Regions from separate parts of the Mus musculus genome. Here all the other regions are linked to region 1. Evidence: chromatin loops called from intact Hi-C (ENCODE). Cell type or tissue: left cerebral cortex. All regions are shown on one strand.

Region 1 (4,000 bases):
CTTTCCTTTTTTTATTGAGTATTTGATATGTGTATGCAGGCACATGTGTGCCACAGAAGTCTGTGCATAGAGGCCAGAGGTCAACTTTTGGAAACCACTCTGGGTCCTGGGGGTTGAACTCAGGTCACTGGGCTTGCCTGGCAAGTGGTTTAACCTATGGCACCATCTTGTTGCCCTTGCCCTGCTTCTCCTGTTTGTGATTGAACCTGTATTTTAAGTTGAAAGCTGTCATTGCATTTGGTGGAGAAGGGGGGCCTTATGGCACATACCTTTAATCCCAGCATCCAGGAGGCAGAGGAAGGCATCTCTCTAAGTTTGAGGCCAGTCTGCTCTATTTACTGAGTTCCAGACCAGCCAAGGCTACATGGCCTCAAAAATAAAATAATGCTAAATTGAAAATTTTAAAGTTGTTTTTATATTTGGTGATCTCTTCCCTATTTAGTCTTTAATTATTTTCATCTACATTTTTTTCTACAAATCTTTTTTTTCCTTTCCTTTTTTTTGGGTGGGGGCCTATTTTTGGAGACAAGATCTCATGAATCACAGGCTGGTCTCAAACTCGGTATATAGATGAGGAGGATGGCCTCAAAAACTTAACTTCCTGCTCTGCCTCCCAGGTGCTGGTATCACCGTCCTGTGCTTCTATGCCTGTCTCTATAAATGTGTAAAAACTTAACAGGAGTTTTTAGAACACTGCAGCAGTTTGATTGTTTGGCAACAAGCAGAAGAAACCGAAGTGACAGTTGAAAGGTTTGTGTTTTTTTCATCTAAGAAGCTGCAGTAGACAGTTCAGGTTCCTAGGAAGCCCATACATGCCGCTAGCTTGCTACTCTGACACACTTAGAGTTCTAGCCTTGTCTTTGGATCCAGTGTGGAGCCTCTGTTTCACAACCACCTTCTGGCAGGAAGTAAAGGAAGGTCTTTGTCCCTTGGCTCTCCAGGAAATCCCCTGAAGGGTTGTCTTATTCAGGATCCAAAAATCACACGGCCCACAAAAGCCTGGGGATTGTGCTAAATTCAAAAGCACTTTCCCCTCCTTTACGAATACAAAAAGCAATCCTTAAAAATCAGAATAAGTAACAGGAGAAGCACAGCGACTTAAGAATTAAACATCTGTATGAAAAACTTGCAAAGTGTGGGAAACACGCCCACAGAACATTTGGTTACTTACAACAAAACCAGGGGAGCAGTCCAAAACTCCTCACATGATTCTGTAGACTCAACGTTATGTCCCCACCAGGAGCACGGAGCCAGGTGCCATCGGAAGGCATCTCTATACACAAAGCAAACGCCAATCTGCTGGGGAAATTGGTGACTTTTGTAGAAATTCCGTGAAGGTGACAAGCTCCGCCATGTGGTTCAGTTTGTTACCTCTGCTCCATCTCCAGTGCAAGCCCAGCAGGTGGCAGAACCTGCAACCTGCCACCTTCCCAGTCTCATAACTTCTCTGTCCATTGTGTCATTTTAATTGATGCAAATACCCGCCACATTCTGAGCTCTAACAATGGGCAGCAGCTATGATGAAGCTACCATCTATCCACAGGGAGAGTCTTCTTAAGACAACTTTTAACTCCATTAATGCCAGCTTGCAAATTACTACTTTTCCAGTTAATGGAGGAGGGTTCAACTCTGTTGCTCAGTTCAAATTCATATTCAGGGGGCAGCTATGTGTCCTCCCTGGCTCCCCCTGGCCAGGTTGGGAGTGGAGGTGAATTCCAACAGAGTTGGGACCAGCAAGGCTGGTCTCATGCTCTGTCCTTTTTGGTCTGGGGTCACGACTGTTGGAAGATGTATGTGACACCATCACTTGAAGTGTGGTACCACTGTCTCATTGTGGATACTATGAGAATCATACTCTAAAAATATCTATGTGCCCGGCTTATACACTGGATTTTATACACAATTGATATGTTAAACCCTTGACTGGAAACATTTCATCTGTACAAAACAGCAGCTGCATCAGATTGACAAATGCCCTAAGACTGTTCCTTTTTAATCCACTTCTCCAGCCACACAGAGTGACTTTTGTTCACAGTCTCTTGGTGCCCCCTTGCGCCCAGCCAGGGAACTGTCTCATTGTTGAAGCACAGGAGAAAACACCTCAATGTGTGCCGGTGTCTTTCTCTTTCAGGCATGTTTCCTGAATTCCATACCGGATCGTCTTTTCCACACAACATCCTTATCGCCGCTACACATTTCTTCAAACCCTTGCCCTCCACCTCCAGGAGATCTGTCTCCTTCTGGCAAACCTCAGTGGTAACTGCTAGGATACACAGCCTAGCTTGGCAGGTGCTGTCTGACATGTAGCATTCTATTCTCTCTCATTCTTATTACTTTTCAGGAGAAAAAACCGTAACTCTCTCCCTCCTCCCCTAGACACCCCCCCACCACCACCACGTCTTTCCAAGACAAGATCATTTCTCTGAATCCACAAGGTAGCTCAAAACTGTAACTTCAGCTCGAGGGGATCCGATATCTGCTTCTGGACTCTGGGCACTGCACACACATGATGCACATACAAACATACACGCAGGCAAAACTCTCATACATATAAGATAAAAATAAAAATTTAAAAATAAGTACTAGTGGAAAAAAGTACTCCCACTATCTGCTCCTGTCTCGATTAAATTAAATTAGAATTTTATTGAGTTAGATGAGGCATGGTGTTGTGAACTGAACTGGTCACCCCTCTGTCAGGTCTGTATGATGAAGGCCTAGTTCCCAATATGACTGTGTTTGGAATAAAGAAGAACCACTTCCTAGGTGGACCCAACTCCCTGCAGTTGGAGTGATCCTGGCCCTACCTGTAAGCCACAAGCACAGTGCACCTGGATGACAAGGAACATTTCTTCAAACCACCTCCCAAGCCGGACAGCCTGGTTATCAAAGCTCAGGAAAGACATGAGTTTTCTGGGTGTGGCTCAGAACTGGTCCCTCTGGTCTCCCTGGTGTGACAGTTAACCCTGGAGAAGGAATTGCCCTTTGGGTGCTTTTTTTTTTTTTTTTTTTGGTTTTTGGATACAGGGTTTCTCTGTGTAGCCTGGCTGTCCTGGAACTCACTTTGTAGACCAGGCTGGCCTCGAACTCAGAAATCCGCCTGCCTCTGCCTCCGGAGTGCTGGAATTAAAGGCGTGCGCCACCACATTCTTTGCATCTTCACAGCTGGAGGTGGGGGTTGAGTACCAAAGATTCACCTGCTGAGTGCTGCCTTAGTGTGCAAGAGTCAGACAGGAGTGCTACATCCAACACATTAAGATCCGACCCTGCCAATGACCCAGGAGGGATCTGGGTGACAAGTTACACAGAGGGTGCTCAAGGAAAGCTGCCTGTTCTCTTGGTGCTATCTGTCCTTAGGAGATGGTCACGTCAGTTAAAGCAAGATGCATTTTGTGTCAGCATCATGTAACGTTGGGAGTGGAAGCTATTCTGAGGTCAGCCTAGCTGACAGGGGAGACTCAAGAGTATGGAGACATCGGATGGACAGGGGCAAGAAGTGTGTACAGGTGATAAGAGCATGAGAGCAGCTAACAGGGAAAGCTGTCTGAGCCAGGGCCCTTCTGTTAGATAGAGCATCCCCTATCTGTGGCTATGTACCTGTGGGAGAAGTGACAAACAACCAGAGAGTCACAAGGTCACTCAAACCTTAAGATCATTCCTTTTAGCATCCCAACACAATGCCATTTAAGCTCAAGAGGCCACCGAATCGAACTAAGACAGGTGATGTGGCCCATATGTAATTGAAACTGCAATAGCACTAAATCTGAAACATCTGTCAACTAATTTGAGAAATGTGATTTTAAAACATGAGGAGCCAGGTGTGGTGGCCCATAGCTGTAATCCCTGCCCTGTCAGCTGCCGCAGCAGGACCAGGAGCTCTAGGCCGGCCCAGGCTGCATAGATCTAATCTCAAAAACCCAAGGTAGGCAGCCTGGGCTTGAAGCTCTCTGTTCCAGATGTTTCACAGGTGAGAGGGGAAACAGGGAGCAAAGCAGCTGATATT
Region 2 (4,000 bases), 340 kb before region 1:
GGAAAAATCTCCTATCCTTGCAGTTTGTGGGGCTAATATGAGCTTGCTTAACTCAACTAAAAGAATTTGGGTAATGATCTTTGTTCTCGTTTACTGGGATTAACACAATCTCCCTGCTTCTGCTTGTTGGGTACTGGTATTAAAAGATTCATCACCACCACCACCACACCCAGCTCTCCGCCTGCTCCAACACCTCAGACAGCATCTCACTATGAATCCTGCTTTAGACTCTCTCACCAGCGTGCTCTTTCCTCAGCTTTCCAAGTTCTGGGCCTATGGGCTTGTACCGCCACACCCGGCTCTCATGGGCACATTTCCATGTCTGTAAATAACTTACTTCAGTTATATTCACAACGATCACCTTCTCTTGACTTTTGCTTTCCCTACACACTGGTCCCCCTTTCTCTTCCCAATTATTACAGTGACTTTCACAACTTGAAAAAAGAATCCTAAATTCTACACATTTAAGCCCACATGACCCTGTGTTCAGGATCTGCCTGGTTTCATGATGATCTTCAGTTCTGACTCCTGCACGTGACATGCTTTTGTTCTTCGTCACAGCTGAATATACTTCCTTGATGAGCCTAGATGCTGTGACTTAGCTACTGTGAGCAGTGCCACGGTGCACATGGGTTCCTGGCAGCTCTTCTGCCACCTGCCGCTTTCAGCAGTGTGTGCTCAGGTGCTCAGGAGTAGCATAGCTGAGTCACGTAATAGTTGTGTTGTTACTTTCTGAAACACCACTGTGTGGATTTCAGGAACGGCTGGACTAAGTTAACACTCCTTGGCAGTGTCTAAGGGGACACTTGCATCCTTCCTTCCTCCTCTTCCTCACCGGCATGCTGGCACGGGTAGTTTTCTTGATAATAACTATATGGACTAGGATGAAGTACATTTTCACTGTTGTAAAGTTCTAGTGGTGGTGGTGGTGGTGGTGGTGGTGGTGGTGGTGGTGGTGGTGGTGTGTGTGTGTGAGAGAGAGACAGAGAGACAGAGAGAGAGAGACAGAGAGAGAGAGAGAGACTCACACAGTTCAAGCTACCCTTGAGCTTCCCACTCCGAGGATGACCTTGATCCTTCTGCCTCTGTCACCTTACTGATGAAATTACAGGCATTCAGGACACCGCTCCTGTCTTTCAGTTTGTGCTACCCTAATGGCTGAAGAGGTTGAACATCTATTCTGGTATTTATTGGCTGTTGAAAACTGTCTGTTCAGCTTGGGCTTCTTTCTTCTTCTTCTTCTTCTTCTTCTTCTTCTTCTTCTTCTTCTTCTTCTTCTTCTCCTCCTCCTCCTCCTCCTCCTCCTCCACCTCTTCCTCCTCCTCTTCTCTCATACAGGATATTCCTACTGCAGCCTCCCCTCCCGCCATTTCTCCCAGGCCTCCACATCTCCCCTCTCCCCCATATTCACTCCTCCTTTGAAATTTCCCTTCAGAAAAGAACAGGCCTCCCAGAAATGTCTGCTGAACACAGCATAACAGGTTACATAAGACTGGACATAAACCCTCATATCAAGGCTGGCAAGGAAACCCAGCAGGAGGAAAAGGGAGGCTAACGAGTCAGAGACACCCCCCCTCTCCCACTGTTAGGAGTCCCACAAGAACACCAAGCTAACAACCATAGTGTATATGCAGAGGACCCAGTGCAGCCCCATAGACGCTGCTTGAATGTCACTTCAGTCTCTGTGAGTCCCTATGAACTTACTTAGTTGATTCTGTGGGCCATGTTCTCCTGGTGTCCTTGACCCCTCTGACTCATACAATTCTTCCTTTCCCTCTGCCGTGGGCTTTCCCGAGCTCCAAGGGGAAGGACCTGATGAAGCTCTTCAGTTTGGCCTCACTCTATGCCTAATGTTTGGCAGGAAAAATATTTATGTGTTTTCCTGCCTGTCTGTGCACCACATGCATGCAGTACCCATAGAGACCAGAAGAGGGCAGTAGATCCCTTGGAACTAGAAATACAGGTGTTTGTAGTCCGGGTTCAGAAATAATCAGTGTGCTCTTAACAACTGAGACATCTCTCCAGCCCTCAGCTTGGGGGTCTTATATGTGTGTTCCTGCTAGTAACCTCCTGTCAAATGGGTATCAGGTGAATATCACACTCTGTTGGTTTCCTTTCTGTGTAAAAGCTTTTCCTTCTTTCTTTTTTTGAAACCCCTTATTTCATAGCCCTGTCTGGACTGGAACTTGCTACATAGACCAGGCTGGCCTCAAAGTCACAGAGATCCACCTGTCCCTGCCTCTTTTTTGTTTGTTTGTTTGGTTTGGTTTGGTTGTTTTGTTTGGTTTGGTTTGGTTTGGTTTGATTTTTTGTTGTTGTTTGTTTGTTTGATTTTTTTTTTCAAGACAGGGTTTCTCTGTATAGCCCTGGCTGTCCTGGAACTCACTTTGTAGACTCAGAAATCCACCTGCCTCTGCCTCCAGAGTGCTGGGATTAAAGGCGTGCGCAACCATGCCCGGCCTGTCCCTGCCTCTTAACTGCTGGGATTAAAGATGTGTGGCACTACATCAGGCTGTGCAGAGGTATTGTAATTTGATTAAATCATCGTGTGACTTATTTTTGTTTGGTTGCTATGTGAGGTGCATGTTCACATGTGTTTAGAGGTGTATATCCATCCATGAGCTCACGGAGGCCAGAGCAGGTGTCCTCCTCCAGTATTCTGTCTTATTCCTTTGCAGCAAGATTTCTCAGTGACCCTGGGATTAACTGCCTGCCCCACCTCCACCACCAAACACACACAAGTCTGGCAGCCCGTGATCCTCCTGTGTCCATAGCTCTAGTGTTACCGCATGTGAAAGACCAGGCCCAGCTCAGATGGTGCAATCAGAACTCAGGTCCTCATGGCTGTCCAGCACTATTTGCTAAAGAGACTTTTCCTCCAACGTATCGTGTGAATATTCTTTTTTATTTTAATTATTTGATTTTTTTATTTTTAACTTGTGTATATGTGTGTCTGTCTGTCTTCTGTCTGTCTGTCTGTCTGTCTGTCTATGGGTATGTACACATGAATAGAGGGTAGATCCCCCTGAGGCTGGCATTGTAGGTGGTTGTAAGCCATCCATAGGAACTGAGAATGAAACTGGGGTCTTCTGCAAAAGCAGTATGTATTCCTGCCCACAGAGCTGTCTCTCCACCAACGATGTGAATTTTCTGTAACTCATATTACTATCAGAAACATACTTACATCTGGCGGTGAGTGCCCATAGTCCCTGCAACTTGGAAGGCTGAGGTGGGAGGGGCACGTTTGCCCAGCAACTGAAAGCCAACCAGGAGAAAAGAATGAGACTCTGTGTCTCAGGAAATGGAGAAAAGAAAAACGGAGGGGAGGGGGAGAGAAGGATGAGGGAAGGAGGGGCCAGCCTACCTTCTAATTGACTGACAATCTCTAGTGTTTAAATACAAATTCACAAGGAACAGAACTTAAGAAATGTAGCGTGTATGTATGTACGTATGTACATATGCATGCATGTATTCATGAAGGGAGTTTATTAGAATGACTTATAGACTGTGGTCCAACTAGTCCAACAATGGCTGTCTATCAGTGGAAGGTCCAAGAATCTAGCAGTTGTTCAGTTCAGGATGGATGTTGCAGCTGGTCTTCAGTATTTGCCCAAATCCCAAAGAAGCAGGCTCTAATGCCAGCGAAGGAACAGACTTGCTAGCAAAGTGAGAGCTAGCAGGCAAAGAGCAAAGGCAGTCTCCTTCCACGTCCTTTATGTAGGTTTCCAGCAGGAAGTGGGGCCCAGATTAAAGTTGGTTCTTCCCACAACAAAAGATCTAGATTAAAGTTGTATTTTCCCACCTCAAAGGATCCAGACTGAAAGTGAGTCTTCTGGCCTTTAATCCCAGTACATAGGAGGTAGAGGCAGAGGCAGATGGATCTCTGAGCTTCAGGCTAGCCTTGGTCTACAGAGTGAGTTCTAGGACAGCCAGGGCTACACAGAGAAACTCTGTATCAAGAAACAAAAAGTAAAACAAAGCAAAAATAAGTAACAAAAAA
Region 3 (4,000 bases), 130 kb before region 1:
CTGAAGACAGCTACAGTGTACTTACATAAAATAAATAAATAAATCTTTAAAAATAAAAATAAAAACACGGGCAGTGATAGCACATGCCTTTAATCCCAGCACTTGGAAGGCAGAGGCAGGCGGATTTCTGAGTTCGAGGCCAGCCTGGTGTCCAGGACAGCCAAGGCTATACAGAGAAACCCTGTCTCGAAAAAGCAAAAAAAAAAAAAAAAAAAAAAAAAAGCTGTGAAATTTGAAGAAAAGCTTTGGGCTGGTGAGATGGCTCAGCGGGTAAGAGCACTGACTGCTCTTCCAAAGGTCCTGAGTTCAAATCCCAGCTACCAAATGGTGGCTCACAACCATCCATAATGAGATCTGACGCCCTCTTCTGGTGCGTCTGAAGACAGCCACAGTGTACTTACATATAATAAATAAGTAAATCTTAAAAAAAATAAAATAAAAACAAAGAAGACATTAAAACATGTCTGCTTTTTTTTAATGGTGAAGTAGGCCTAGATTTAATGAGGATCTTTAGAGGCCTTTGTGATAACAGGAGGCCCACACAACTTGGAAACCCACAATGATGGCTACAGGGCTCTTAGACCACCAGATGACCCCAGAACTGGATTCCTCTGGCTTCTCCCGGCAGCTGAACACTGTGACTCTGCTTTCTTATCTTTAATTAGCTGCATGTAAATCTTATTGGGAAATCTTGACTCTGTGAAATCCTTGGGCAGCAAGTCCAAGGATGATGTCTGGTCTTCTCAGAAGCATTGCTAATTCCAGATGTTTAGTCCATTATCCTAGCAGCAGACATGGTGTTGGAACAGTAGCTGAGAGTTACAGCCTGGTCCTCAGTCAGAGGGGAGTGGGAGTGGGGGGCGAGGTGGGGTGGGATTTGAGGATTTTTTTTAAAGATTTATTTATTTATTATATGTAAGTACACTGTAGCTGTCTTCAGACACTCCAGAAGAGGGCGTCAGATCTTGTTACAGATGGCTGTGAGCCACCATGTGGTTGCTGGGATTTGAACTCTGGACATTCGGAAGAACAGTCGGGTGCTCTTACCCACTGAGCCATCTCACCAGCCCCCCTTTTTTTTTTTTAAAGAATTTATTTATTATATGTAAGTACATTGTAGCTGTCTTTAGACACCAGAAGAGGGTGTCATATGTCATTAGGGATGGTTGTGAGCCACCATGTGCTTCCTGGGATTTGACCTTAGGACCTCCTGAAGAGTAGTCAGGGCTCTTATCCACTGAGCCCTCTCACCAGCGAGGATTTTTTTTAAAGATTTATTTTATGTGTATGAATGTTTTGCCTGTATGTATGTCAGTGTGCCATGTGCCCATGAAAGTCAGAACTGGAGTTACAGGTGATTGTGAACCACCATGTGGATGCTGGGAATTGAACATATATCCTCTGCAAGAGCGGTCGGTGCTCTTAACCAGAGCCATCCCCTACCCCATAGAGAAAGAAGTTTTAAAATTTCATGTTATGTATGTATGCACATCATGTACATGCCCTGTGCTCAGAAGGGTCAGAAGAGGGCACTGGACCCCTTGTAAATGGAGTTACAGACAGTTGTAAGCCACCATGTAGGTGGTAAGAGTCAAACTCAGGTCCTCTGCAAGAACAAGTTCTCTTGTGCATTGAGGGCTGCTCCTGTGTGCAAATATTTAAGGCTGACCACTCGGCTTAGAAACCAAACAGAGGCCTCATCCGGGGAGAAAAGCCATTCTCCCTCCCCAGCAGCCAGGGACTGGAGCTTTTCATCTAGGAGCAGGGCCTTGTGAACTTTCCCCATCAACCCAAATCCACTGGTATGGTTAGTATACAGCTTTGTTTATGTCCTCTTCTGACCCCCAGAGGGCACCAGACGTGCATACATGCAGGCAAACATATATAAAACAAAAATAAATAAACCTTCAAAACAAGTCTCTAAATTCAATCCCAGTTCCCGAATTGTAATCTGCACCCCACTCCAAAGTGCACTGTAATAAAATGACGCTAGAAGAAACACAAAAAGTCAGATCTAAAGCTGCAAATGTAATAATGCTAGCACTTGAGACTGAGGCAGGAGGATCGTTTTTTGTTGGTTTTTTTGTTGTTGTTGTTGATTTTTTTGTTTTTGTTTTCATTTTTCGAGACAGGGTTTTTCTGTGTAGCCCTGGATGTCCTGGAACTCACTCTGTAGACCAGGCTGGCCTCAAACTCAGAAATGAGGCAGGAGGATCTTGAGTTTGACCCTGCTTCAAAACAAACAAACAAACAAACAAAAAAAAAAACAGGAAACAAAAACAACAACAACATCAACCAGAAAAGGCAAGGTGTCCTAGAGCCCGGGCAAGGGCTGTAGGACTTTATACAGTAACTAATCCGGCCCAGATGAGCAAAGTACAGTTCTCCTCCTGGACTTGCCCCAGAGCTAAAGCCAAGAGAAGCAGAGAACGCTCTGCTGAGAGGCTGCTCCTGTTGCTCCTGTTTAGAGTCCAGAGAAACCTCAGCTAGATCTCAAGCCTGAGCTGAATCAGTGACTCGGCCGGCCATGCAAGCCCTGCTGGAGCCACTGCACTCACACATAGACTGCTCCGGGGACTCAGAATCGGTCCCTTCCACCCCACTTCCCCTGCTGTCCTCCTCTCTTCCTCCTCCCCCTGCTCCTCTGTCTCTTTTAGATAGTGTTTTGATGCTTTGCTCAGGTTAGTTCCCAACTCCTGGTTTCAGTGATCTTTCTGCCCCAGACAGCTGGGGAGTGTGGTGGGAAAGAAGAGGAAGAGGAGAAACAACACCCGGGCACATACACTTAAAACAAAAGCCCCGACTGCTCTCGGCTGCTGAAGGAGACCAACCATTTATAACCATGCCTGCTGGTGTTTCTGGAAAATCCAGCACTCTAGAGGCTGAGGCAGGAAGGTCACCTGTAACTCCAGATCCAGGGGACCTAGGGCCTTCTTTTGGCCTCAGGGGGCTCCTGAACATGTGATTAATATAGGTTCACACATATATGCATAAATAAAAGGAAAAACAATAAAAGCTAGCTAGCTATGCCTGAGCCTACAGGGGAGCCGGAGAACCAAACCAACAGCAAAGTCCCTCATGGTTTCTCCTTCAAGTTCTTGTTTCAGCTTCTGATGACTCGTCTCAGTGATGAACTGTGACCTGGAAGTATAAGCCAAATAAATCTTTTCCCCTCCTAGGTGGCTTTTGGTCAGAGCCAACAGAGATGTTTCCTTACAGCAACAGAGGCAGAAAGATTGAGAGTTGTAAGCTATCTGGGCTACATAGTGAAATTCTAAGAAAGGGAAGGAAGAAAGGAGAAAGAGAAAGGAAAGGAAGGAGAGAGAAAAAAGAGAGAGCAGGAAAGGGAGAGGATTACAGCATCAAAGATGAAACTATGACAACCCCAAATGGGCTAAGCCCAAGGAACTCCAGTCCAAGACATCATGTAGCCCAGGTTAGCCTAAAGCTCTTCCTGCCTCAGTCTCCACAGTGGTGGGATTACAGGCCAGGGTAACTATGCCTGGCTCGTGACTGAATTTTTCTCCAAACTAAGATTTTTTTTTTCTTGGGCTGGTGAGATGGCTCAGTGGGTAAGAGCCCCCGACTGCTCTTCCGAAGGTTCAGAGTTCAAATCCCAGCAACCACATGGTGGCTCACAACCATCCATAACAAGATCTGACTCCCTCTTCTGGATTGTCTGAAGACAGCTACAGTGTACTTACATATAATAAATAAATGAATCTTTAAAAAAAAAGAATATTTTTTAAATGTATGTGAGTACACTGTAGCTGTCTTCAGACACACCAGAAGAGGGGTATGGGTTCCTATTACAGATGGCTGTGAGCCACCATGTGGTTGCTAGAAATTGAACTCAGGGCCTCTGGAAGAGCAGTTAGTGCTCTTGACTGCTGAGCCATCTTTCGAGTCCAAGTAAAAACCTTTTTTAAAAACCTTTTTTGGATTACTTATTTTATGTGTATGAGTGCTCTGTCTGCACATACACATGGGCACACTTACG
Region 4 (4,000 bases), 56 kb before region 1:
TGCCCTCTTCTGATGTGTCTGAAGACAGTGACAGGACAGTGTACTCACATACATAAAATAAATAAATAAATCTTAAAAAAACAAAACCAAACCTTCCATCTTTGCTTCATCCAAACAAAACAACAAAAACACCTCAGTTGCACAGAGCCAGCAAAGATGACTTCACAGCTAGCCAAGATGGGTAGGAAGCTAGCTGGTTAAGAATACTAAATATGGGGGCTGGAGAGATGGCTCAGCGGTTAAGAGCACTGACTGTTCTTCTGAAGGTCTTGAGTTCAAATCCCAGCAACCAAATGGTGACTCACAACCACCTGTAATGAGATCTGCCGCCCTCTTCTGGTGTGTCTGAAGATAGCTACAGTGTACTTACATATAGTAATAAATAAATCTTAAAAAAATACTAGATATGGAGAAAGACAGGGGTGTATAATTGTATTAATATTAAAAATGTTAGCTATGAGAGCTGGAGAGATGGCTCAGTGGTTAAGAGTGCTTGCTGCTCTTGGAGAAGACCTGAGTTAGGTTCCCAGCATCCATGTCAGATGGCTTACACGTGTAACTCCTAACTCCCCTCTAGAGGATTTGATACCCTCTTCTGACCTCCACAGGCACCCATACCGGCATACACCCACATGCACAAATATGAGCACATATGTAATTAATTAAGACTATTTTTTTTTCTCTTTTTGAGACAGCATTTCTCTGTGTATCCCTGTCTGACCTGGAACTGGCTCTGAGATCAGGCTGTCCTCAAACTCACAGAGATCTGCCTGCCTCTACCTCCCAAGTGCTGAGATTAAAGGCATATGCCACCACTGCCCAGCTTAAAAATAAAATCTTAAAAAGTATATACTAGATGGACAAATGGATAAAATTGCTTGTTGCCCCATCCTGATGACTTAAATTCAATCTCTGGATCTGATCTCTACACATATGCACACATGAAACACAAAAATACTTAATTATTTTTAAAGAATTCTAGAGAAGTCCAGAAAAATAAAATTAAATAAATGAACAAATACTAGGTAAAAGCCAGGAGTGATATACAGACTTGTAATCCCAAAGGCTCAGGAGACTTAATCTTTGAGTTTTGACTCCAGACTGGTTTAAAACAAGATTTCTGTCCAAAATGAAACAACAAAAAAAAAAGCTGGGGAAGCAATATGACTGCAGTTAAGTGGCAGAGAGCTTGCCGACATGCCCAAGGCCCTGGGACCCTAAACAATAAACTGCCTGGTAAGTTAGGAGTGCATGTTGGCTGGCATAAAGGACAAAATCAGAAAATGTTACAAGCAAAGGTTATCCAAAGAGTGAGCCAGGCATAGTTTTGCAATCCTGTGACCCCAGCATTCAGGCAGCTAACACAGGGTTGAGTGTTTAAGGCTAGCCTGGGGGTAGGGGTTACAAAGAGAGACCCAGTCCATCACAAAACAAAATCAAGGGCAGCTAAACTGAGCTGAGAAATGTTGAGGAAGATTAAAAGCAAAAGGAGTATCTTGAAGTGGCAGATGGTCGAGAGTTGGGCTGTTTAGTGTGAGATCTAAAAAATGGATATCCTGAATTCGTAGGGGGTCTAGAACTAAAGGAGCAATGAGGAATTTGGATGGCTGTGCCTGAGTGGGTGACCTAGATCTAAGGGGTTTAAGGCAGCCAGACGGAATGGATAGTTGACCAGGGGATAGTCAAGACCTTGGCAGCAAGATACAACTAAGAGGGTGGATGGGCATCTGAAAGGTGTCGCCCTGGCTGAGGAGCCTGGTGTTGGGGTAGCCTTACTGGGGGGGGGGGTGGGGGGTGGGGGGGTGGAGAACTAGGTCTAAAGGGGCCAAGGCGACCTCTGGCAGGAAGACTGGGGTCTATAGCCAAATCTTTGGTAATAGGCAGGAAGGCAAAACTGGGGTGGTGAGCTTAGGGACATGGGCAAACCAGGCTGGACAGGCAGGGGTCTCCTTCACCGGCCCTGAGAAGGCAACAGCGGCCTAAGAGGCCACCTGAGCCTGAGGGGCTGACTGGGGCTGACTGGGGCTGACGGGCTGAGGCGGCGGTCCGGGAGTCAAACCAGAAGGCTATCTGAGAAGAGAGCGTCCGTGCGGCTATGTCGGCGACGTCTCTGCATTTGGCCCCATCACCTGAGGCAACTGCGAAGCGAGTTCTGGAACCTCAGGTCGGGCAGGAAGGAGCAGCTCCGTAGTGAGCCCGGTCGCCCCACTTGCCTGGCTCGCCTGAAGGCCGGGCCTGAGGGGGACCGCCTCCTGGGCGTGGTCTGCCATTAAGCCCCGCCCCCTAGGCGCGCCTCTGACGGCGACGACGTGCGCGGCTCCGGCCTAAGTCCCCTCCTGCGTCCGACCTCGCCTTTCCCGACTCCTCAGGAGCGCTAGTTTTCCCACGTTCTGGTGATTTGCTTTCCCTTAGTGTCCGCAACTCAGTTTCCCTGTCTCTGCCCGGCGAGCCCTACTGTCAGAGTGCACTGCCCCTTTAACTAGAGTGACCCGGGTGGCTCCTTCCCGGGACAGCGCGTGCCCGCTCGCCCGTCCGCGCGCGCGCCCGTCCGTCCGTCCCCCGCCCCTCGCTCCCGCCCCAGCTCGCGCTGCCCGGGCGGGCGCCGGCCGCTGGCGCCGCTTCTGCTGCCGCCCCCGGGGCGCGATCCGCCGCCCGCCGCCCGGGGACCCGGCGAGGGGCGGGGGCAGCCCCGAACTGGCCCCCGGTCTCTCCCTCGCCGGTCTTAGGCATCCCAGAAAGTTTGTCCCTTTGCTCTCCGCCGGGGAGTCCTGCCGCGACGAGGTGAGAGCCGGTGGGGGGCAGGGAGGGGACGCCCGCGGAGGAATGCGCTGTGGGGCGGGGAGCCGGAGTTCCGAGGTCCCGATTGCACGACCCGGCCAAGCGGGCTAGGCGCGAGAGCTCGGATCATGTGCTATTTATCCCGCGGAGGCGCAGAGAGGTGCCAGGCCCCGGGCAGCCGTCGGTTGGCTGGACTGGAGGACCAGGAACTCATGGCCGCCCAGAGAGGACAGGCGGGGGCTTGTTGGAGACCTGCCAGTGGGCAAGGTGCAGGTGACCCGAGACCCCCTTTGGAGTCGGTCTGCCCCACCTAGCCTCCTCCCCAGTGCGCCTTTAAAGCAGGACCTGCAGACCCTGCACCTACTCCCTATATCTTTACCCCGCTGTACCCTATTCTTGCCACCCAATTCCTTGTTTTCTTAGCTTCGGACGAGTCATATTGCCTGTCCACCCTGGTGCCCTTCCCTCCCCTAGTTAGGGTTTTGGGGGTCAGGACTAGTCTTCCTGAGCCAGTCTCTGTGATTTCGGCTACTCCCTTCCTGTGGTGGGATAAACCAGCCCCTTCACTCCTCCCCTGCTCTGCCTAGGAAGGCTGGGGAGGTGAGGCCCAAATAGCATGACAGAAATTGGCGGTCTTTGGGGGCTACAGGTGGGAGTGCAGCATCGTTGATCTCTTTCTTTTTTTCTTTTTCTTTTTGAAGTCTTCACCCTGCTATCCGTGGGCGTGGGCTGCTTAGACTCTCCTCCTAGGGTGTGGGCACCCGGATCACCCACATTCCTAGGCTGCAGCCTGGCACTTTCCCCAGGCTAGTGGACGCCATAGCACTAGCCCCAGGTTGGGTTAGGACCAACCTGTTTCCTTTTCCCTTGGCTTTCCTTTCATGAAGCCCCCCTCCTTGGGTGTAGCCCCCCCCCTGAAGATACAGGTATTCTGGGTCTCCCTGCGAGGAGTCCTGGGGGGGGTGTTGATATTATGCATACAGGATGACCCCACCCTCCCCTGCCCATTGTCCTGGATCCTGAGGAGGAAGTACTGGGGGCTGGGCAAGGGGTTTGGGGATCACCAGCAGGCCCTGTGAGTCCTTGTTACAGGCTGTTCCACTAGCCCTTGGACTTTGCCAATCAGTAGTGGCCCTGCCTCGTGTGGGGGTTGTCAGCTCTATGTGAGAATTGCCGACCCTGGAGAAGAATTACAGATTCCAGTTTTATGACTGGGTTTTTT
Region 5 (4,000 bases), 240 kb before region 1:
TGTGCCCAGCTATGAAAATACTTTTGTATTCTGGGGGTCTAGTGTAGGGCCTGCCATAGGAAAGTAATGACTGATTTAATGAATGAAACGCTAAAGTGAAGCTCAAAAAATTAAATTATAATGTCCAAGAATCACTGATGGAAGGCCCCAGACTCAAATAGTGTGCAAAGGCAAAGAGCGTCTATTCTGCAGAAATTACCAGCATGCAGGGGTCACAACAAAATGGCAATGACTTGAGGGGCTTGCAAGACATCCTTTTAGGCAGGTCTAGGGGAATTTCCCAGAAGGACTAGGTAACCTCTAATATGATTGGTAAGGGTCAAAGCAGTAACATTAGTACCATTTTCATTAGGTGCTAGGTTAGTTCTATTATAATTGGTGAGACCCTGAAGATTTTTGGAAGCCAGCTCAGTTCTGGCTTTGTTATCTTCTTCAGCCAGGAGTCTCACAAGCAGACTCAGCTACAGCCTTATCCTCCCTAACTCAGGCCATCATTGGCTAAAGGTTCTTTGTCAGTGGCTCCTTCAGAGAAGCCCAGTAAGCTTCCTGGGGAATTGAAATTTTTATTCCCAAGGTTTCCAGACCTCTCGGCAAGAATGTAAAAAAAAAAAAAAGAGAGAGAGAGAGCCTAAAGCCCCATCCTCGAGCCTTAACAAGTAAGACGTATTGGGCAACTGTGGTCAGCTTTCCACTTGGAATGCTTTCACATGCGTTATCAATTGATCCTCACATGAGATTTACAAAGGCCCATTATCTGCAGCTTACAGTGGATTCGTGTCCAGATTTAAGGAGAACCCACAAGACGCTGCCTCTTACGACAAGCTAGCCCCACAGGTAAAGGCAATGCAGAGACAGGTCACATATTATGTCCCCCAAATCGTCATTATGTCTCTCACCCTAGGATCTGACCTCTAGGGCAAAGGACACAAGGGAGGGGTCCTTAATAGATTAATTATTAACTCTCTGCACCTCTGGACACCACGGGAAGGGAAAGGCCACCAACTAGCTAGGTGAGGTGCACCAGCGATGGTCATGGGGGTCTCACTGTCCCCAGCCCTGGGACGCTGGTTCCGCCATGCAATTCCCTTCGCTATCTTAACGCTGTTACTTCTTTACATCAGTATATGGTTCTTCTATGAGTGGCCCTTCCCCTTACCAGCTCAGAGAACCCAGCAGTCCGGCCTGCGGGGACTCAAACTCCCTTCTCCTTCTCCAGTCCTCGGCTCCCTGCTTAGTTTCCCGGCAGGGGTGCAGTCCTGCAATCCAGAGAGACCGCTACCTTCCCAGGTATGTTTGAGTTTTAAGGCCAGAGTCTGGGGACTCTGCAACAAAGAAACAGGGGAACCAGACTGAGAATCGAATGAAAGGAGGCTCCTCCCTCTCTGTTCCCTCCCCCCTTCAGATGTCAAGAATAACCAGGAGGAACCCCAGCTAAACCTGAGGGACATTCTTCAGGGCCCAACAGTGGCTAAGTAGGCCTAGCAGGCTAGGAACTTTTCATGTATCTCTTATATCTATCTCCCAGACTGGCCCAGCGGCCAGACCCCTAGTGGTCCCAGAGAAGGAAGAGCTTCCCTGTCTAGGGCCTCATGGGGCGCTGGGTCGCATGGTGAGCCCCTTCCTGGCCTGTATGAGCCCTGAAGGGGATGTGGCGTTGTCTCAGTATCTGGCAGGATGGAGAGAACTACTTAGGTGAGTGGTCTCCCTTCCCCAAGCCCATCTTCCTCCAAATGATTCTGTGGTTTCGCAAGTCATCTCCCCACTTCCACCACCAAACAGGTTCCTAACTCCCCTTGGCACTGTCTTCGCCTTTGCCACCAGCGAGGCCTTCAACAAGGTGACCGACCTCGAGGCTCGTGTGCACGGCCCCAATGCTTCACACTACACATCGCTGATGACTATGATCACATGGGAGCGGGGAGCAGGATTGCTACAGCGCCCGGGAACCGAACCTGGGCATTCAGCCGGGTCCTCGGGCTCTCGAACGCTACTTTTGTTGCATCGCGCGCTGCGCTGGTCCCAGCTCTGCCTCCACAGGGTGGCGACAGGGACGCTTGGAGGTCCAGATGCGGGCACGCAGTGCGGGGAAGCCTACAGCACCGCCCTGGCCCCGCACCATCCATGGCTTATCCGTCAGGCCGCTCGCCTGGCGATCTTGGCCCTCCCGAGTCGCGGTCGCCTGCTCCAGCTGGCGTGTCCCGGAACAGGAGAGGCGGACGCGCGGGTTGCTCTGGCCCGGGCCGCCGGCGTCCTGGAGGATGTGTACAATCGTACCCAGGGCCTGCTGGCCGGCCACGGCCTGCTCCAGCTGGCTTGATGGCCGCGGCATCAAGAGACCGACCAGAAAGGCATTTCTGGGAAGGGATGTACATACTCAGGGTTACCGGCGGCCTGAGAGTAGCTAGCGGTCCTCTTTAGTGAAGTCACCACAGTTAAGGCCCACCCCCAGCAGGGCAGTCTCAGTGATGTGTGAGATCCTCTCATCTTCAGCCTCTGGAAGCTGGAAGAAGCAATGAAGAATAAAGAATGCTTTAGTAGCTGTCGACATCCGGCGTTATGTATGATAACTGGAGAGCTAGCTTAAGGGCTGGGGGAGGGTGTGGGAAGACCTGTTATCCCTGCTCTTTGCATCTGAAGGACTCATATTCCCCTGAGCTCATTTCAGCTGCTCCATGGCTTCAGTTGCCAGCGCTTACCAAGTCTCAGTCCAGATCTGCCCTCCACACAGCCAACGCAGCATGTCCCGCCTGAGTGCTACTTCCCTCCACCAAAAGTACATTTATTTCTGTGTTCTGTCTCCAACCTAAAGCCCGTGCACCATGCCTCTCACCAAACAGGCACTCCACAAAGGTCTCCTTGGTCACTTCCGTACTAGTGAATGTGAAAGACATAAAGCATTTCCTAGACTAACTTAGACTAACTCCCAAACGTACCTCAAATCTACTTTTTTTCTGAACTATATATTTCTATCCATCCAGCTGGATATTTGGCATTTCCATTTGGATGTCAACTAGGCATAGCACACCTATCAGCTTCAGACTGTTTCTAATGCTTTCTTCTAAAATAGTACTTTCATAGTCACGTTAGCTCAGTAAGGAATTCTTTTGTTTGTTTGTTTGTTTGTTTTTGTTTTTTTCGAGACAGGGTTTTTCTGTGTAGCCCTGGAACTCACTCTGTAGACCAGGCTGGCCGAGAACTCAGAGATCTGCCTGCCTCTGCCTCCCAAGTGCTGGGATTAAAGGCCTGTGCCATCACTGCCAGGCAGGAATTCAATTTTTCCAGGTTCTTAGATCCAAAATCTTGTTAACGTGACTTTCCCCATACCAACATTGAATCTATGAAAATCTGACTACTCCCCACATTTCCCAAGTTTCTTTGTCTAAATCAGCTTTATGTATCATCTGGACTATCTTTGCCTTTCTTACAGTTGTACGGTCACTAAACTATAAAAGGTCATTCTTTTGTTTGTTTGCTCAGTTCTTTGTTTTTGTTTTTGAGACCAGGTTTTTTGTTTGTTTGTTTGTTTGTTTGTTTTCCTTGCGTAGCCCTGGTATCCTGGAACTTGCTTTGCAGACCAGGTTGGTCTTGAACTCACAGAGATCTGCCTGCCTCTGCCTCCTGAGTGCTGAGATTAAAGGCATGTGCTACAACTGACCAGCAAAAGGTGATTCTTTAAAATGTCAGTATTGGGGGCTAGAGAAATGGCTTAGCCAGTAAAGTACTTGAGGTGAAAAACAGGGTTAGGATCCCTTATCACCTATATAAAAGCAGTGTGGGCACCTGATGTGGTGGCTCATGCCTTTAATCCCAGCACTCGAAGGCAGAAGCAGTCAGATCTCTGTGAGTCCCAGGCCAGTCAGAGTTATGTAGTGAGTCCTTGTCTGGAAAACAAAACAAACAAAAAGCAGGGTATGCATAGCAACCTACCAGCAAAAGGAAGGTAGAGGGAGGAGGATCAGGAGTTCAAAGCCAACCTGGGCGGGCTACGTAGCAACTTGGA
Region 6 (4,000 bases), 68 kb before region 1:
AGAATGACTGAGGAAGATATCTGACATAGACCTCTCTGGTCTTCACCATCATATGTACCTGAGCAGGGACATGGAAGCGGGAGGGTTGAGAGTTCAAAGCCAGGGCAAGGGAGTAGCCCAGTCAGCAGAGGGCTTGCCTAGCATGCACAAGGCCTTGGCTTCATGCCCCAGCACTTCATTAACTACGTTTTGTGGCACACATTTAGAATCCAAGCACTCAAGCGGTAGAGGCAGGAGGACTGGATATTTAAGGTCATCCTTGGCTATGTAGCAAGTGTGTGACTAGCCTGGACTACATGATACCCTATCCAAAACCAAGCATTTAACACATAGAAACAAAACTAATCACTTTCTCTTCATTAACATCTAGAGTGACATGAGCTAATACAGGTCAGATACACAGCATGGTACTCAATATGAAGAAATATTACGCTGTTGTTTTGTATGGATGGATTATACCGAAGAGAAATGGACTCCCATAAGGTCCAAGACTTTGTGATTCTATAATCTCCGAAAGGCCTAGACTAGTGCTCAGCAACCAGTGTCCACAGACATAGCACTCCACCTCCTCCATTCCACCAGGGTTTGCTGGGTCCCAATCCCCCAAGCTCCCTAGAAAACCTCATTTGTATTCCATCGGAGCCGCTCTGGAGGCAACAGTGGGCATCGAGGAAGACACTCCAGCAATTTCTTGGGGAGGAAGATCTTCAGGTGGTGGCTATTCTCTAGAGGGGACCGGAGGAAGAGCCTTGTTAGAGGCAAAACAGAGGAAGAGAGCCAAATATAATCCAGAACCCTGGGGAAACTGTAACCAGGACAAGAGACAAGGGGAGCAAAGACTCAGAGGGCCAGAGAGTAGCAAAAAAAGGCTGTGTCCAAACTGAGAACCCATTTTGTGAACTTACCAGCAACCTCAGTGGTGTCCTTGGTATTCATGGTGAAGGTTCCAGGGGGCCAGGTCACCCCCGGCCTGAGGGGCCGGGGGGAGGGGGAGTCTGTGCTGGAAAAGGAGAGAATAAGGTCATGGAAGAAGCCCCCACATTAACCCAAGATGAGGAGCTTGGTGTGATAAAAGGGGTTTAGAACTCAGTGCTGACATCTGGGAAAGATGAAGAAAATGTGGAACTAGAATGTGACAGCAGAACCAGAGAACAGAGATGAAAGAACATAGTACCAGGAACCAACATGAGTGGGGAGACAAGACAGAACAGGGTGCTCAGAAGAAAGGGATGAGTGGGGGATGCTCACAGTGCTGGAGCATTCCCTAGGGCAGGAAGCTGGATCCTGCATGTCTAACCTAGATTCTCACAGGCCCTGACCGACCTGAGAGAGAGTAGGTGAGGTCAGTTAGTAGATCTATTTCTCCACGGAAAAATCAAACAGAAAAAAGAACTCAGGGTACGTTTAGGAAGGGAGAGCAAGGCTAGAGGGAAGGGTAGGCAAGTTGTGAGAGCTGGGGCTCTGGTCCTAGGAGGAGGATGGCTTGGCAAGAAAACCTGGATGCTGAAGGAAAGCAGATCTAAGTCCAAGTCCGGTAACAAGCTGGGCCTTTGAAGACACACCCCAATTTCCTTCTCTCTCTGACTTTTTCTAAGAGGAAGGGTAGAGCTGATAACTGACCTCATGTGCTCTCTCTCAGGTTGGTCAGGGGCTGGGAGAATTTGGAATAGACATGTTGGAGTAAGCTTCCGGGTGGGACATGCCGGCTTCCTCTTTGCAGCTAGAATTCTACTTCACCCTAACACTCCTATTTCCCCAACCTCTGCTTCTTCTCTGGCTCCCAGCCTACCATATCCCCTCTACTGCTCTGGCTCCAGCCTGAGCCTCCGCCCTCTTGAGGAACAGATGGGAGCTGGAGGAGGCTCTCTGCGCGGGTTCTGCCAGGTGTCCGGGGATGGAGAGGGGGTGGAAGCCCATTCAGGATCGGATCGGAGGTGTGCAGAGAGGCTAGGGTTGGGATAAAAAGTCCACCCCAGGGTGCAGGTGCGCAGCTCTGGCTAGGCAGTTTGCCAGGGTGCAGAGCTGGAGCCGGATGAGACTGCGGGCCTGAGAGCGGTGGTCTAAGACTGTCGCCGGGGGTGGGATGCTCTCCCCAAAGGGGGCAGGGGTCCTGGGAGAACCCCGGAGGTGGGAGGGGGTCCCGCCCGCAAACCCGGATGTTCTGGAGAAGCAGCTGAGCAGAGTTCATGAACACCTGGCAGCAAGGGGCAGTGCGGGAGACCGGGGAGGGGGTCTGGGGACTCTCCCCGCACTCTCTGATCCGTGAAGGGGCCCTGCGCCTAGCGGCGCCCCCTGGCGCGGGGAAAGAGGACGGAAGCGGTGAGGTGGGGGCAAACGGGGTGGAGGGACGGTGGTCCCCAGCGCCGCGCTCCACACCCGGGCCGCGTGGAGCTGCGCCCCCTGGCGCGGGGGCGGAGAGGCGGGCTAGAGGCCCTGGCTCTTACCTCCCGGGGTCCCGCGGGTGACGGCGGCAGCGGCCATTCTACCCCAAACCGACCCCCCCTAGCGCCGGCTGACAGCGGCGTTCGACGTCAGTGCGCACGGGGCGGGGCCTCCCAATTAAGGGAACGGGGGTCGGGAAGGGAACCTGGGGTCAGCACACTTGGGACTCTGGGCCAGTCTACGAGACGCGCTGCTGGACCGTCCCTAAAGAGGCAATAGCGCTGAGGAGAACCGGGATCCGGAGGCGGAAGCTCGGCCGATTGACGTGACTTGTGGGCGCAGGAGGATGGGGCGTGGGCAGAGGTCCAGGGCCAGAGCCCTGGAGGCAAAGGAGAGTGCTTGAGAATGCAGAATTCTTCTGGCCTCGGGCGAGACTCGGCAAATTTAGGGACCTAGCCTAACTTCATTGTCCTGAATCCTCAAAAAAATCAACGGAGTCCGCCTTTTCATTCCCCTTCCATCACTACCTCGCACAGAAACAAGACTATTTGGTGCTCTTTAATAACAGAACAGAGAGAACACAAGACCAGGTTCTGGCCTAGAGAAAAACCCGGCTGCGAGTGTACTGGGCAGTTAGATAGGAACTCAAGTGGGCTGTGAATGCCTACGCTATGGGATGGAGACAACAGAGATAGAAAACATCCGCTCTGAAGCCAGCACTAGGGAGTCCTGATGTTTGAATTGATCTTGGGTCCCGTAGCTTGGGCCTGGATGATTTCCCACTACTCCTCAGACTCCAACTCCATCGCCTGGGGATCGTAAACGGGGTTCTTTCTGGCTGTAGCAGTGCTGTAGGTCAAAGAGCTTAGCTGCCCAGAGGCATAAGTCCCCTGCTGGCCTACAGGAGTCCAGGGAGTCCAAAGCAGCTGTAGGTGAGAGCAATTGAGAGCAAGGGGATAAGAAAAGCAAGAATGGAAAAACAGGACTCTCTCCAGATTTCTTAATTGCCAAATTCAGGCACATACCCTCAAAAGCTCAGTTTCTTGACCACTTTTCGTCCTTAAACCAGCTATCCTACCTGGCTCTTGGCTTCTGCCACATCCCCATTTGATTATGAATTGACTTCCTCCCTAACCTTACTGTGTTCCTCTCCAGTTTTACCTGATCTCTGGGAGTGACAGAATAAGTCTCTTTCTGTGGATAGGTTGCCCTCTCTTCTTCCACGTCAAAGTATTTTGTAGTGCTTAGGAGTTCAAAGCCCTCTTCAAGTGCTGGAAGTTCAGGTGTAGCATCAGAGCTGCCCCACTGGGCCCTCTTCAGTCTGTGGAGACATTAGATGGAGGAGACTAGTGCCTGGAGGTCAGTCTTCCAGTCTCTTCATCCCTCACCCCTGGCCTGAAGCACTTCTTGCTGAGAATCACAGGTGCTACCACTGACCTTCAATTCACCCCAACTTTTTGTTCTTCACAGACAAGAATTTTTGATCCAGGGGCCAAACAGTGACCCCCAATTAACGATGTGCTTTCTTGTAATCATGGGCCATGTCACGCCTTCCAGCTTATATGACTTCCATCCCTCAATTGCTTCTTTCCATACTATAGAAATCATGTTTGAGAGT
Region 7 (4,000 bases), 320 kb before region 1:
CTTCCACCGTGTAAATCCTGGGGATTGAACGCAAGCAGGTCATTAGAGTTGACATTAAGTGCATTTACCCACTAAGCTATACAGATTTCATGCTGTACTGACCATTGTCTTTCTCCTTGCTGTAGACAAAAGCTCATTATTTTATTGATATTGTTGTTGATTATATTTTGTTGGTGTGTGTGTGTGTTTGAGACAAAGTCTCAATTAGCCCAAACTAATTCAAACTTGATATGTGGCTGAGTATGACCTTGGCTTTTTGATCCCCCACTCACCACCACACCCAGTTTTGCCAGAGATCCAATATGAGGTTTTTGTTTTTATTTTTAATTTTATGTGCACTGGTGTTTCCCCTGCGTGTGTGTCTGGGTGAGGGTGTCAGATGTTGGAGTTACAGACAGCTGTGAGCTGTGGGTACTAGGAATTGAATCCGGCTCCTCTGGAAGAGTATTCAGTGCTCTTAATCACTGAGCCATCTCTCTAGCTTCCCACAAGGGTTTTATGATTGCTAGGCGAGCACCCTGACAACTAAACTACGACCCTTGCCCCCAAATTCCACTTTAGCTATAGACTGCCTTACCTCTGAACATGATCTTTAGCAAGGGTCAAATCTGAATAAATTCATGAGTCAAAAAGCTTACTGTTAAGAACTCGAGTACATTTAAGCTGACTGTGTTGCTTCAGGAGGCAGAGGCAGGGGGACCCCTGTGAGTTCCAGGCCACCCAGGGCTATAGAGTGAGACCTTGTCTCAAAGAATCATATTGGGGCTGAAGAGATGGCTCAGTGGTTAAGAGCACTTTTTGTTCTCACAGAGGATCTGGGTTCACTTTCTAGCACCCACGTGGAGGTTTATAACTGCCTGTAACTCTAGTTCCAGGGGATCTGATACCTCCATAGGCACTGTGCACACAAATGGTGATGACCATGCTTACATGCAGGCTAGCACTCAGACACATAAAGTGTAACACATTGTAACAATGAAAGAGCAGACTTAAAATGTGACAATAGAACGGGGGAGGGGTAAGCAGGTGTTAAACAAGGTCTATGTTTAAAAATTAAAGATGATCTGAGATTTTTTTTTCTCGTGTACATTGTTTTTCAAATGGAGAAAAGTGGAGAGAGAGGCATGAAGGTATTCCACTGAGGGGAAATGGGTAAGAGTAGAAGGAAGAGACCGAAGAGGAGAAAAACCTGTCTCTGTCAGTCACCCTTTTCACCCTCTGCCAAACCCAGTCAATGTTGCCCCAGCAACGAACCTCTAATATGGCCCCTCTGTTCCCCCTCCACTCCCTGTTCATCGTTTTCCCTTGACTAGCTTATCTTCTAGCGGTCTTGCTATGCTCTGTGTTACCGGAAAAGAGAAATCCCATCTCGACATTCCTCTGGTGAAAAACAAAATCCAATCAAATCATTGCTGGGCTGCGATTAAAGACAGAGCTTAGTGGTGAGTCCTTACCAAGCATGCGTGAGGCCTTAGCAGAAAATTACATTACATTAAATTAGATAAACACTACAGATCCTCAGGCTCTTTCTTTCACCTGCTATACAAAGCCTTCCGCAGTCTCTTCCTTCCACAGTCTGCAGCTCTCTGCCTCCTGCCATCTAACCCACAAGCACTCGTCTATAAAGAATGTCCTTTCCCCACTTCTGCCCATCCTTCAGAATGTCTGTCCTCAAATTTCCCATCCAATGGAGTGAGTGACTGCACTCCCTCCTCCCCCACGCTGGCCAAGCAAAGGCTTTTGGGCTTTTAGTTGCTTGATGTTCTGAGTCATACCTCTATTATAGCATTCCTGGGAGCATAATATAATACCTGTTCCTATGTCTCAAAGATCCCAGGAAAGTTAGGCCATGATAATTCATGTTTGGTCCCGATGGCTTGGCACAATGACTAACACGAAATGGAGAGGGAGGGAAGGATGAAGAAAATAAGAGATGGATGGAGTGGGTGAATGATAGCTAGGATAGACAGTCGAGATGACAAGGTCTGAAAAATGTTTTAATGTTTGACCCTGCACAAAAAAAAAAAAAAAAAAAAAAAAAAAAAAAAAAATCAAAGACGATACACCAGGGGGAGCTGAAGACCACAAGAACGCGGGAAAGGCAGGCCAAACGAGGCTGCAAGCTCAGGGATGAGCAGCGCGTCCCAAAGCAAGCATCATCACGCAACTGATACGGTGCATCCACGTGGGCAGCCCTTGGCCCTCAGAACTAGACAGCACTTGAGCTCATTCCCACCGCCCCCTCGATCCCGTCCCTCCTCCACTACAGTGAAAGCAAACAAAGGGGAGGTATCCCTGCAGGGCTACGGATACCAACGGCCAATCAGCTGCTTCTAATCTCCTCGAAGGCGGCCGCCTGCTTTTAAAGGGGCCCAATCTAGTTCTAAAAGCTTGAGGAGGGGCGGGGAGATCGGGAGTAGGGACGGCGCGGGGAGGCTTCCCCGAGGGAAACGGAGGGCGGAGGCGTGGGGCGGAGCCAGCTCGAGGAGGGCGGGCTGCGCCGCGGCGCGCGGGATCCGGCTGACGCAGCTGGCCCCGGCTCCCCGAGACCCAGACCGCGAGGGGAGGGGAAGGAGGAGAAAGAGTGAGGACGCGCGTGCGCAGTGGCGCGGGGAGGAGCGGGGACCTGGCAGCAGGCGAGGAGGCTGCGAGCGAGCCGCGAACCCGGCGGGCGGAGGGCGGCGAGCGCGCGCGCACCATGGGAGAAAAACCCGGGACCAGGTAAGGGAGGTGGGGCCGTGCCGCGGGGCATGGGCGGCTGCTCGTGGGGTGTGCCAGGTTGATCCACAGACAAGGACACCGGGGAAGAAACCCCGGGGCCGGACGCCTGGGTCCCTAGAGGGTAGCGGTCCGGGGCCGCAAGCCTTGGTCCTTGAGATATTGGAGTGGAGCGTGCGTGCTAGGGCTCCTGCAAAAAGCAAGACCTGATGGGGATCGGGAAACCCACGCCTGGGTTCTCGCAGAGATGTAGGAGTCGGACTACTGGGTTCTCTGTGCAGGCTGTGATGCAAGGGCGGAGGAAGGAGGAGCAGGTGGCCGGCCCCGAGGGGTTGTGTGCTGGGAGACTGGATGCTGGGAAGGGATTCCCCTAGACTCGTGCCCAACCAATGGAAAGCCTCCTGCCCAATACCCCACAGTCTGATTGCTCCCACCTGTCCCAAGGGCCCGATAGCTCTGCTACCAAACTTCTGCCTTCTAGGTTGCTAGGAGCAACAGCTTCTTCTTGAGAGAGAAGAGTGTGTAGGGACCCTCGCTGAAATTGGACTGTATTCCTCTCCTGGGGGTGGAGGGGAGAGGTAGTATCTCCCCTGGACACACATCCTCTCCCCGGATGTTCTCTGTGCAATCGAAGCTCCTTCCTTCCACTGATACCAGAGTTCTCTTTTTTGGTCTATAGCAAAATCCACTTCCTGTTGTGACCCAACACCCCCAAGAGGACATGGGGTGAATGCTTGAGTTCCAAAGGAGCAAGAGCTAAAGAATAGGTAGGGGCTATGTGCCTCAAGCCGGAGAGGACCAAGAATAAGGGCCTGATTATGAGCAGTGACTTCTGCAAAACATGGGATCAACCCCACCACTCCCACTGCCCTTAGAGTATGAGAAAGTAGGCATCTCAGCATTAAGAAGACCAATATCTGAGAGAGATGTCCACAGGGAAGACTGACCTCCTGGATTTGAGGTTAAACACCCCAGAGAAAGGGGAAGTCACTTACTTGGGGGGAGGCCCCCAAATTTCCGTTGTGTACTTCAGGGAGGGGGTAGATGGTCCAGAGAAAGACTGCTGACTTGGCATAATTCCCTACCATCTCATCAAATTCTGGGCCACAGGAAATGGAGAGAATGGCAGGAAGTGCTAAGAGGCATCTGCTTTAGCTGCACCCCCCCCCCCAAGCTGGGTACCTCCCTGGTCATTCCCTTACTCTGCCTCCTTGGCCAGCCTCAGTATGTGCCCACTGCCCGCTCCCTAACCAGGCAAGAGGTGGCTGGGGAAGATGTAGAG

Evidence for each region. A loop is a pair of places that touch in the nucleus more often than their neighbours do. Peaks named below come from ENCODE experiments on the same cell type or tissue, not always from the same donor. Only the 100,000 strongest peaks of a DNase experiment are listed, where the experiment ranks them.
Region 2: a loop joins it to region 1, with 3 times the contacts of the local background. A loop is called at or near these places in 15 of 42 quality-filtered maps.
Region 3: it touches region 1 in a loop (3-fold over the local background); 31 of 42 quality-filtered maps call a loop at or near these places.
Region 4: a loop joins it to region 1, with 5 times the contacts of the local background. A loop is called at or near these places in 5 of 42 quality-filtered maps.
Region 5: a loop joins it to region 1, with 5 times the contacts of the local background. A loop is called at or near these places in 30 of 42 quality-filtered maps.
Region 6: a loop joins it to region 1, with 2.6 times the contacts of the local background. A loop is called at or near these places in 25 of 42 quality-filtered maps.
Region 7: a loop joins it to region 1, with 2.4 times the contacts of the local background. A loop is called at or near these places in 14 of 42 quality-filtered maps.

What each region holds. Positions count from the first base shown.
Region 1 is chr11:70,753,783-70,757,782 of GRCm38, forward strand. It overlaps Gm12320 (predicted gene 12320), which reads right to left and starts at 1,384. Exons shown (of 3, transcript NR_167739.1): 1 at 1,172-1,384. In left cerebral cortex, CTCF peaks have their summits at 1,355 (motif pointing right) and 2,059 (motif pointing left); DNase peaks (open chromatin) are centred at 1,166 and 2,047.
Region 2 is chr11:70,412,234-70,416,233 of GRCm38, forward strand. No RefSeq gene overlaps it. Among named protein-coding and RNA genes, the nearest start is that of Pelp1, 4.2 kb to the left of the region's middle. In left cerebral cortex, a CTCF peak has its summit at 1,923 (motif pointing right); a DNase peak (open chromatin) is centred at 1,926.
Region 3 is chr11:70,627,917-70,631,916 of GRCm38, forward strand. All of the region lies in intron 1 of Gm12315 (a long non-coding RNA gene), which reads right to left. Among named protein-coding and RNA genes, the nearest start is that of Gm12315, 6.3 kb to the right of the region's middle. In left cerebral cortex, a CTCF peak has its summit at 1,854 (motif pointing right); no DNase peak of the experiment used is centred here.
Region 4 is chr11:70,697,929-70,701,928 of GRCm38, forward strand. It overlaps Inca1 (inhibitor of CDK, cyclin A1 interacting protein 1), which reads right to left and starts at 2,227. Exons shown (of 7, transcript NM_001252484.1): 1 at 2,130-2,227. It overlaps Kif1c (kinesin family member 1C), which reads left to right and starts at 2,620. Exons shown (of 23, transcript NM_153103.2): 1 at 2,620-2,781. In left cerebral cortex, a CTCF peak has its summit at 345 (motif pointing left); DNase peaks (open chromatin) are centred at 2,293, 2,908 and 3,499; H3K4me3 peaks cover 2,175 bases; H3K27ac peaks cover 2,159 bases.
Region 5 is chr11:70,518,192-70,522,191 of GRCm38, forward strand. It overlaps Gltpd2 (glycolipid transfer protein domain containing 2), which reads left to right and starts at 1,018. Exons shown (of 3, transcript NM_146020.1): 1 at 1,018-1,287; 2 at 1,526-1,692; 3 at 1,780-2,545. The coding sequence starts at 1,027. The coding sequence ends at 2,317. In left cerebral cortex, a CTCF peak has its summit at 2,027 (motif pointing right); DNase peaks (open chromatin) are centred at 2,074 and 2,547; H3K4me3 peaks cover 458 bases; H3K27ac peaks cover 305 bases.
Region 6 is chr11:70,685,442-70,689,441 of GRCm38, forward strand. Camta2 (calmodulin binding transcription activator 2) reads right to left here and starts at 2,664. Exons shown (of 23, transcript NM_001190376.1): 1 at 2,445-2,664; 2 at 906-1,000; 3 at 622-725. The coding sequence starts at 936. Inca1 (inhibitor of CDK, cyclin A1 interacting protein 1) reads right to left here. Exons shown (of 7, transcript NM_001252484.1): 6 at 3,544-3,703; 7 at 2,920-3,308. The coding sequence ends at 3,165. In left cerebral cortex, a CTCF peak has its summit at 2,383; DNase peaks (open chromatin) are centred at 1,266, 1,865, 2,571 and 3,138; H3K4me3 peaks cover 2,527 bases; H3K27ac peaks cover 2,864 bases.
Region 7 is chr11:70,430,033-70,434,032 of GRCm38, forward strand. It overlaps Arrb2 (arrestin, beta 2), which reads left to right and starts at 2,548. Exons shown (of 15, transcript NM_145429.5): 1 at 2,548-2,721. The coding sequence starts at 2,699. In left cerebral cortex, a CTCF peak has its summit at 2,085 (motif pointing right); DNase peaks (open chromatin) are centred at 1,749, 2,400, 3,000, 3,345 and 2 more places; H3K4me3 peaks cover 2,183 bases; H3K27ac peaks cover 1,873 bases.